Regions from separate parts of the Homo sapiens genome. Here region 1 is linked to region 2. Evidence: read pairs that join two places in POLR2A ChIA-PET (ENCODE). Cell type or tissue: K562. All regions are shown on one strand. Each heading gives the region's core, and the rest is flanking DNA. Links, peaks and the distances in the headings are about the cores only. Region 1 overlaps SLC26A5 (solute carrier family 26 member 5). Region 2 overlaps DNAJC2 (DnaJ heat shock protein family (Hsp40) member C2).

The links. ChIA-PET counts read pairs that join two places held together with the same protein. Peaks named below come from ENCODE experiments on the same cell type or tissue, not always from the same donor. Only the 100,000 strongest peaks of a DNase experiment are listed, where the experiment ranks them.
Region 1: POLR2A ChIA-PET joins it to region 2 with 5 read pairs; 2 of 35 experiments call an interaction of 5 or more read pairs at or near these places.

The regions. Positions count from the first base shown.
Region 1 is chr7:103,376,875-103,381,273 of GRCh38, reverse strand. SLC26A5 (solute carrier family 26 member 5) reads left to right here. Exons shown (of 20, transcript NM_198999.3): 15 at 725-794; 16 at 1,939-2,031; 17 at 2,721-2,828; 18 at 3,475-3,675. Among named protein-coding and RNA genes, the nearest start is that of PSMC2, 31 kb to the right of the region's middle. RefSeq lists a silencer at 387-674. In K562, for the core only: no CTCF peak of the experiment used is centred there; a DNase peak (open chromatin) is centred at 1,833.
Region 2 is chr7:103,315,311-103,319,709 of GRCh38, reverse strand. It overlaps DNAJC2 (DnaJ heat shock protein family (Hsp40) member C2), which reads left to right. Exons shown (of 17, transcript NM_014377.3): 12 at 32-101; 13 at 2,696-2,880; 14 at 3,622-3,722; 15 at 3,839-3,946. It also overlaps a transcript of PMPCB not described here. Among named protein-coding and RNA genes, the nearest start is that of PMPCB, 20 kb to the right of the region's middle. In K562, for the core only: no CTCF peak of the experiment used is centred there; no DNase peak of the experiment used is centred there.

The sequences.
Region 1 (4,399 bases), core at 230-4,229, 62 kb before region 2:
ATGTGGGTGTGTATACATTGTATGTGTGTGTATTGCGTATGTGTGTGGGAGTGTGTATATGTGTGGTATGAGGTGTATATGGTATGTGTGTATTGCATATGTGTGGTATGTATGTGCATGGTGTGTATGCATGTGAGGGGTGTGCATTGCATAGTATATATGCAGTGTGTATGATGTGTATATGTGTGGTATGTAGTGTAGTGTGTGTATATTGTGTGTGATATGAGGTATGTATGTATGGTGTGTGTGCATTGTGTGTGTATGCATGTGTGTGGGGGTATGTATTGTGCATTATACATGTGGTATGTATGCATGTGTGTATGTATATGTGTGGTATATCGTATAATGTGTGTGTATTCTGTATGTGTGGTGTGTATGCATTGTGTGTAGGTATGTATATTGTGTATGTGTGTGGTGTGTGAGGTAGGTATTGGGATGTGTATGTGTAGTATGAGGTGTACATGGTGTGTGCGTATCATGTGTGGTATGTATGTGTGTGTGTGGCATGTGATGTGTATGTGGCATGAGGTGTGTGGGGTGTATTAGGCTTGGAATGGCACTGGGAACGTGATATGTGTGGAGCCCTTCTGCAAAGGCACCATGTAAGGATCAAGCATTCCCAAATGCACCAGCAAACCCCAACCTGACATAAACATACACAACCTCCTGTTGAAATCACACGCTGTGCCTCAACACAATGGTATTTAACACTCTTTATCTTCAGTCCAAGCTACAAAGTCCTTGGAAAGCTTCCTGAAACTGATGTGTATATTGATATAGACGCATATGAGGAGGTAGGACCTTTTTCTATCACTTAAAAAGGTTGTAAGCATGTGATGTGCTTGGCTAAGTACTGTTTTTACCCAGGATAAAAAGTAGGGGTAAGATGGGAGGTATAGTGGTCAAAGTGAAAAGTCTGAGCTTTGATCTACTATATGGATTCAATTTTATAATTTATACTATGCATTAACTACTCAATTTCCAATATTTATTTTTCCTCATTTTTAATGGGGATAAATATATATTGTTGAAATTAAAGTATACATTTATACAGTATTGAAACTGAAAGGATGGTTTGTGTGTGCATGGTTTTTTTCTGATGAATGTATAATGGTAAAATAATTTTAACCATGTAAAATGTAGATGGTGGGGCTGTGGAATTCTCCCACTTCATTTGAATGGTTAAAATTACAGCTTCAGATTTCCTTGATTTTGAGTGTTCTTTTCTTCTGTGGAATATCGAAGATTTTTACAAAATCTTTTAAAACTAGTTTTGTCTGTCGGTCTTGTCTTATGCTTGGGAAGAAATTCTCAGACTCACTTTAAGGTATTAGGATATGAGGAAACAAAATTCACTCTAAGGTAAAGGTGTTAGAATTGCTATATTTTTCCTCGATCCAAAGAAGTATATGCAACATTGCTTGTTTCCAGCCTGCCTCCTAGAGTTCCACAAGGGTTCTTGATAAAATATTCACTCAGTTTCACTTGTGTCCATTTAAGCTCCTTCCTGCTTCTGTGAATCAAACCAGTGTAAACTTCTGTTCACTTTATTTGCCTGCCTCTCACAGTCTGGGCAGCAGCCTTCCATCTCCTGTCCATTTTCTTTTCTGTTTTTGAGTATTTTTCAGTTTCTTCTTTGTGTTTAATGGTAAAAATAAAACGAAGACTGACTTTTAAAACAAATGGAAAGATGTGCATGTTAAAAAGGTCTCTGTCAGTTCTCTTCCATTCAGAGCATGAGTAGATAAGAGTGACTTTTTTTTTCTTTTCTTATCTTTTTTTTTTTTTTTGGTCTGTGTGTGACATCATTTTAGCTAAGCCCTGAAAAGGGGACCTTAGCAACTTCTGCATTCATTTTCTATTTGGGGTGGGGAAGCTATGCAGTTTTGATTCTGAAATATTTCCATGTGTTAAATTCAGCAATATTTTACTCTTCAGGTGAAAGAAATTCCTGGAATAAAAATATTTCAAATAAATGCACCAATTTACTATGCAAATAGCGACTTGTATAGCAATGCATTAAAACGAAAGGTGAGTCATGAGAAATTGATTATTTCTGAGGATGGGATTTGTGGGTTGACAGGGATATGAGGATCACTAGTATACCTTTGTATATACTATTTCATTCTCGCTTTGTTTCTCTCTCTTTTATTGTAGTAAAATATACATAACATAAAATATACTATTTTAAGCATTTTCAAAGTATACAGTCCAGTGGGTCGCATTAAGTACATAAACATTGTGCAGCCATCACCATTGTTCATTCTCTCTTATCGTATATATAATATTACTTTTCAAACAAAATTTTAAGAAAACATGAGAAAATAATTTTAGGTTTCTTATTCTTGGGATCATGTAGATTCCTTTGGTCATGTTTAGAACTCAACCCTACACCACGCTGTATATAGGAAAAGCTCCCTGTCAACCCACAGAGTCTCTTAAATATAACAACCTGACAGATCTGAACTTGAAAAAGACTGCTCTAAAAATTGTCTTTAATATTTTAGCTTCTGGTTGTCTTGAATAAAGACTGAGAATAAGAAAGGCTACTAATGTAAGGGAGTAACCAGTTCAGGGCCTCTGAGGGAAAGGCAGTGCAAGGGTTGGGGTGATAATCTGACCCAGAAAGCAGTTAAATGGGGAGATTTGAAGGGGAGTGGCATTGGGGTGGGTCCCTGAGAGCCATGAAGTGATTTTGCATATGGTGCTCTTCTGTAAAGACTGGAGTGAACCCAGCAGTCATCATGGGAGCAAGGAGAAAGGCCATGCGGAAGTACGCTAAGGAAGTCGGAAATGCAAATATGGCCAACGCAACTGTTGTCAAAGCAGTGAGTGGTCTTTTCATTGAAATAATCCGTTCTGTCTTGTTCTGCAATGCCCTCCATCTTTACTCATGACTGAAGTTTAAACACAGCACGAAGTTACTAAAAGAGGAAAGTTTAGAAACCACCTTAGTATCCTCTATATTTTACAAGCACCTGATAAGGTCAGTTATGAGGCTGTTTCTGAAAAAAGTAAGGAAAACATCATTTTAAAAAATAAAAATTACACAATACCTTAACAGATTTTACCATTAGCACTTTGTCATAGATTTATTCAGCTGATAGTTTAAAAAGCTCAAAGGTGGCTTTTGCTGTTCAGGCATGCTAATGTGTGACCCATCATACTAAAGTTAATGGAACTATTTTAGACTTTAGCAGAAAATGGATAGGATAACTGAGGAGAGTGGATTTTGTTGGACAAGAAAAAAAAGGAGGAGAAGGAAAAAGAGAGAAGTTGACTTAAAATGGAATGTTATACATACATCCTTTTTTTGTTCAGTTACAAGGCTAGAATATGACAAATATTTTACAAGGGGTCTGGTAGAGTCAGTAGCTTAAGAACACAAGAGCAGATTTTCCATTATAAATCTTTCTCACAACCAGAAATGTGAGTTGTTCATAAAATTCTGGTTTGGTTTAATTTTTGACACAGGATGCAGAAGTAGATGGAGAGGATGCTACCAAGCCTGAAGAAGAGGATGGTGAAGTAAAATATCCCCCAATAGTGATCAAAAGCACATTTCCTGAGGAAATGCAAAGATTTATGCCCCCAGGGGATAACGTCCACACTGTCATTTTGGATTTCACTCAAGTCAATTTTATTGATTCTGTTGGAGTGAAAACTCTGGCAGGGGTAAGCATCCTCTTGAACGAGTCATTTAATACCTCTATGCCTGGTGTCGTACTATCAGCATAATCAGGGAGGTGGGCTAGGCTCTCTTTTCAACAAAAGATTTATCCCCTTTTGATTATGGAAAATTTCAAAAATATATAGAAGTAAAGATTTTAGTATATTGAACCCCCGTGAACTATCACTCAGCTTCAACAATGATCAATTTATGGTCAATCTGGTTTCCTTTATAGCTGACATTCACTTTCTCTTGTTTTATTTTGAAACACATCCCAGTCATAACATCATCTGTAAATATTTTAATGTGTATTGCTACAAGAAGATTCGTTTTAGAAAACATTACTGTAATATGCTAGGCTACTCAGGAGGCTGAAGCAGGAGGATTGCTGAGCTCAGGAGTTCAAGACCAGCATGAGTAAACTAGTGAGATGCTGTCTCTAAAAAAAATCGTTTTTTATTTTGAAATTATAATATCCTTTAAGTTAATATAATAGTTTTATTGTACTTAAGTAAGATTTAACAGTATTTTTGCTACCCCTAATTATCACTGTCCACATAAAAAGCAAAAGAGATACAAAATTATTTTTAACTGATTAGCTCAAAAATACATCATTATTGAAGCAAAGTAGCTCAAGTGAATGAATTAGAGTGTCTTCTATCACGAAAAACATTGGTAAAAAGAGACTTTCATCTGGCACAGAGTAAAGAGAAACTAAATTTTATTTCA
Region 2 (4,399 bases), core at 324-4,323:
AAAGTTTCATTTCTTCTTTTTTTTTCTTTAGCTTACAGTGCTTGAATGAAACACTCACATCATGCACAAAAGAAGTAGGAAAGGCTGCTTTGGAAAAACAGGTAATAGAGGAACACATCACTCCTACCTATATGTAGCATTTAATTCTGCTTTGACCTGTTTCTTCACCTAATATATAAGTCACCAAGTGCAGGGAGTATCTGATTTCTCTTTATGTTTCCCACTGTTTTGTTGTTGTTGTTTTATGTGTTCGGTTTTTTGGTTTTTTGTTTTGAGACAGAGTCTTGCTCTGTTGCCCAGGCTGGAGTGCAGTGGCACGATCTTGGCTCACTACAACCTCCGCCTCCCGGGTTCAAGTGATTCTCCTGCCTCAGCCTCCTGAGTAACTGGGATTATAGGCGCACAACACCACACCTGGCTAATTTTTGTATTTTTGGTAGAGACAGGGTTTCACCATGTTGGTCAGGCTGGTCTTGAATTCTTGACCTCATGATCTGCCCATGTAGGCTTCTCAAAGTGCTGGGATTATAGGTGTGAACCACCACGCCCAGCCTGTTTTTGTTTTTGTTTTTGAGATGGAGTCTCTCTCTGTCACCCAGGCTGGAGTGCGGGTGGGATTACAGGTGTGTGCCACCATGCCCGGCTGATTTTTGTATTTTTACTAGAGACAGGGTTTCGCTGTGTTGGCCAGGCTGGTCTCAAACTCCTTACCTCAAGTGATCCGTCCGCATTGGCCTCCCAAAGGATTATAGGCATGAGCCACCATGCCCAGTCTGCATTTTGTTTATGTAGTAAGGTGCTGTTGTTGATTTAAGTTGGATTAGATGTTTATGGTTTTTACCATACTTAGTGTTTGATTTGTGGTATCTATCACAAGCATAGCTTTTGCAAAATCATATTAGAAAAAAATAATTGTTTTGATTATTCCTTGAGTATTTTCATAGGGTAATAACAGTTAGAACCAAAAGAGATCTTTGTTCTGTCTAGTCTATACCTTTTATTTTACAGATAAGAAAACAGGCCCAGAAATTCAATTCAATTCAACAAGTATTAGTACCTACTATATATAGCACTATGCCTAGGTTCTTTTGGAGAAATGCCTAATGCTGTTGCACCACAAAGGACATGCTGAGAAGAACCTGAGAAGAACCTTAAGGACCAAAAGATGGAGAGCCCATAGTAAATGAGGTGTAGGATAGGAAGGGCCACAAGTTTTAGTGACCAGGGAAGGCTCAGTGTAGTTTGAACCAGCCTGAAAGGAAGGACAGAGTTAAAATGAAGGTCAGAAGAATACCACAAACTATAAAATAGAAGTAGAAGTATAAAGTATGGTTCAGCCTGGGCAACATAAACAAAATCTCTACCGAAAATACAAAAATTAACTGGCATGGTGTCGTGTACCTGTAGTCCCAACTTCTCAGGAGGCTGAGGTTAGAGGATTACCTGAGCCTGGGAGGTCACAGCTGCAGTGAGCTATGATCATGTCGGTGCACTCCAACCTGGGCAACAGAGCGAGACTTTGTCTCAAAAAAAACAGACAAAAAAAAAATGTTATGGGGAAATGGAGTGGGAAACAAAATCAGTTAGGAAAAGCAGAACCAATGATCAGGTTTTTAATACCTTGTTGACTAGTTTCCATTACTGCAAATCTTTGATTAACAGAAGGTTCAACATTGTACTACTAATCTGACGTTTGTGGATAAGGTGCATCAGATAGATGTAACTAGTTACAAGAATCTTATTTATTTAAGAATCTGCACTATGAGCGTGGTGGCTCATGCCTATAATCCGAGCACTTTGGGAGGCCAAGGCAGACAGATCCCCTGAGGTCAGGAGTTTGAGACTAGCCTGGCCAACATGATGAAACCCCATCTCTGCTAAAAATACAAAAATTAGCTGGGCATGGTGGCAGGCATCTGTAATCCCAGCTACTTGGGAGGCTGAGGCAGGAGAATCACTTCAACCTAGGAGGCGGAGGTTGCAGTAAGCAGAAATCACACCACTGCACTCCAGCCTGGGCGACAGAGTGAGACTCTGCCTCAAAAGTAAGAAAGAAAGAAAAAGAACCTGCACTATGAATGTGATGATGGGAATCAAAAAAATTTTTCAAGGTTAGCATTATTGGGACTTTACTGGTTCTAAGGGATTGAAGGGGAGAAATGAGCCAAAGCTGACTCTTAAGATAGCAGCTGACAGAAGCAACAAGGGCAAATAAAGGTTCTTTTTTTACTTGTGCATGTTTGAAGGTAGTCTAGAAGGAACAATGTAAATGGTAGAGCTTCAAAATAAAAGAGGCCATTTTGCTATGCCTTCACCTTTTGGTAGAGAATAAATGAGATTGTCTGCAGAAAGGGTGAATATGAGTTTGAAGAGAGGTTTGAAATGGCCTTGTGGATGAATAACTCAGTGACCCACAGACTTGTCAATTAGTGTCCAAGGCTAATGGAAGTCACATGACATGAGTACTGGGAAAATCAGGCAGGCTGTGGGCAGTTCTTGGTCCCTCAGGCAGACCTATGCAGACTGGAAGCCAGAGTGAAAAGCTGGTGCTTCTTTTTGGGTTGGCCTGAGAGGAGTATGGGGTCAGAGTGAGAATGACATTGAGAGTTGAGGACCACAAAGCCCTAGCCAGGAAGAGAGTGTAGAATAGCAATACAGTATACTTCTAAGTCCCTGACTTATGATATTTGTGCAGATAGAAGAAATAAATGAGCAAATCAGAAAAGAGAAAGAGGAAGCTGAGGCTCGTATGCGACAAGCATCTAAGAACACAGAGAAATCAACTGGTGGAGGTGGAAATGGAAGTAAAAATTGGTCAGAAGATGATCTACAATTACTAATTAAAGCTGTGAATCTGTTCCCTGCTGGAACAAATTCAAGGTACTGGTTTTAATGAAACTTTTCTTCAACTCACACTGGAGCCTGGAGATAATGTAGACAGACTCCAAATAGCAGCACTTGTTATCACAGAAACTTGCAGAGATAAATTCTGTGCCACAGCAGAAAAGTGTGAAAAGTGAGGTGCATTTTGAAGCTGTCAGTCTTACCCATTGCATCAGTACACATGCACATATACATATGACAGAATACTTGTTTCTCAGGAAATTGAAGATCATGAGACAAGTCTTGATTTATGTTGGCTTACTCTGTCATGGCTTGTTCTAGGGATTAGGTTTTCTGTAGTTTTTCTTTTACAGTCTTGCTCTTTGTTTTTTCCCACCTCAAGCTGGAGCTTGAGTTTAACTGCAAGAAAGCCCTAGAGATCCAGCGTCCCTAATTCTATAGATGAAACCGAGGCTGTTTTCAGAATGATTGATCTTCTGAAGAAATGTATTAAACTGGCAGTATACACAAATAAGTGGTTTTATTTATGTTGATTTGTACACCAAATCTGTAAGATGTATGGACTTAAAACCAAGATTATCGTTGATTTAAACACATGAAAAGCAAAAACCGTAGTCCAGGCAACAGGAATTTATAGTAGCAGCATAATTAGACCACCAATCTGAGCTCATTCTGTACATACTATAACCTTTCTGCAGTAAAAATCTAATGGTTTTTGTCGTTTCATTTTGTTTTTCCTTACTACTATTCATATTATTGTATAATATATCCTATCAGATGGGAAGTTATTGCTAATTACATGAACATACATTCTTCCTCTGGAGTCAAAAGAACTGCCAAAGATGTTATTGGCAAAGCAAAGAGTCTCCAAAAACTTGGTGAGTTTTGAGAAGTCCATTTGTTACTTTAAACACCTATTTTTAAAATAACTTATGCAATTTAATGAAAGATTAAATGATGATCTGTTAAGTATTAAATTTTTTTCATTTCTCAGACCCTCATCAAAAAGATGACATAAATAAAAAGGCATTTGATAAGTTCAAAAAAGAACATGGAGTGGTACCTCAAGCAGACAACGCAACGCCTTCAGAACGATTTGAAGGTAAATTTTGCTTTTCTAAACGTAGAAAATGCTAGCCATGTATCTGTGCTGCTTGGACGTACAAGACTTAGGGTCTATGTTCAGAATGATAGGGAAATAAAATGTTTAGCAGACTGGAAGCTGTAAGCAAACATTTCCAGGGCAAAGATTTACTTCACCTAACCATTAAAAATGGAGAATTGCAGTTGTTCCATTTCAGATGCCATTAGAGAAGGGGGCTGTTTGTTTTGCTTACCAGGTTTTACAAAACAGTGTTAGAGGATATTATTGGGACTAAAGAATAGTGTTATATCGGGATAATTGCTTGATTTTGAGAAATGTACTGTAATTATATAAGAAAATGTCCTTATGTTTAAGGAAAAACACAGAAGTGTTAAGGAATAAAGAGGCATCATGTCTGTAACTTATGGTTCAAAGTATGTCTGTACATATAGGTAAAAATAATTAGCAAAT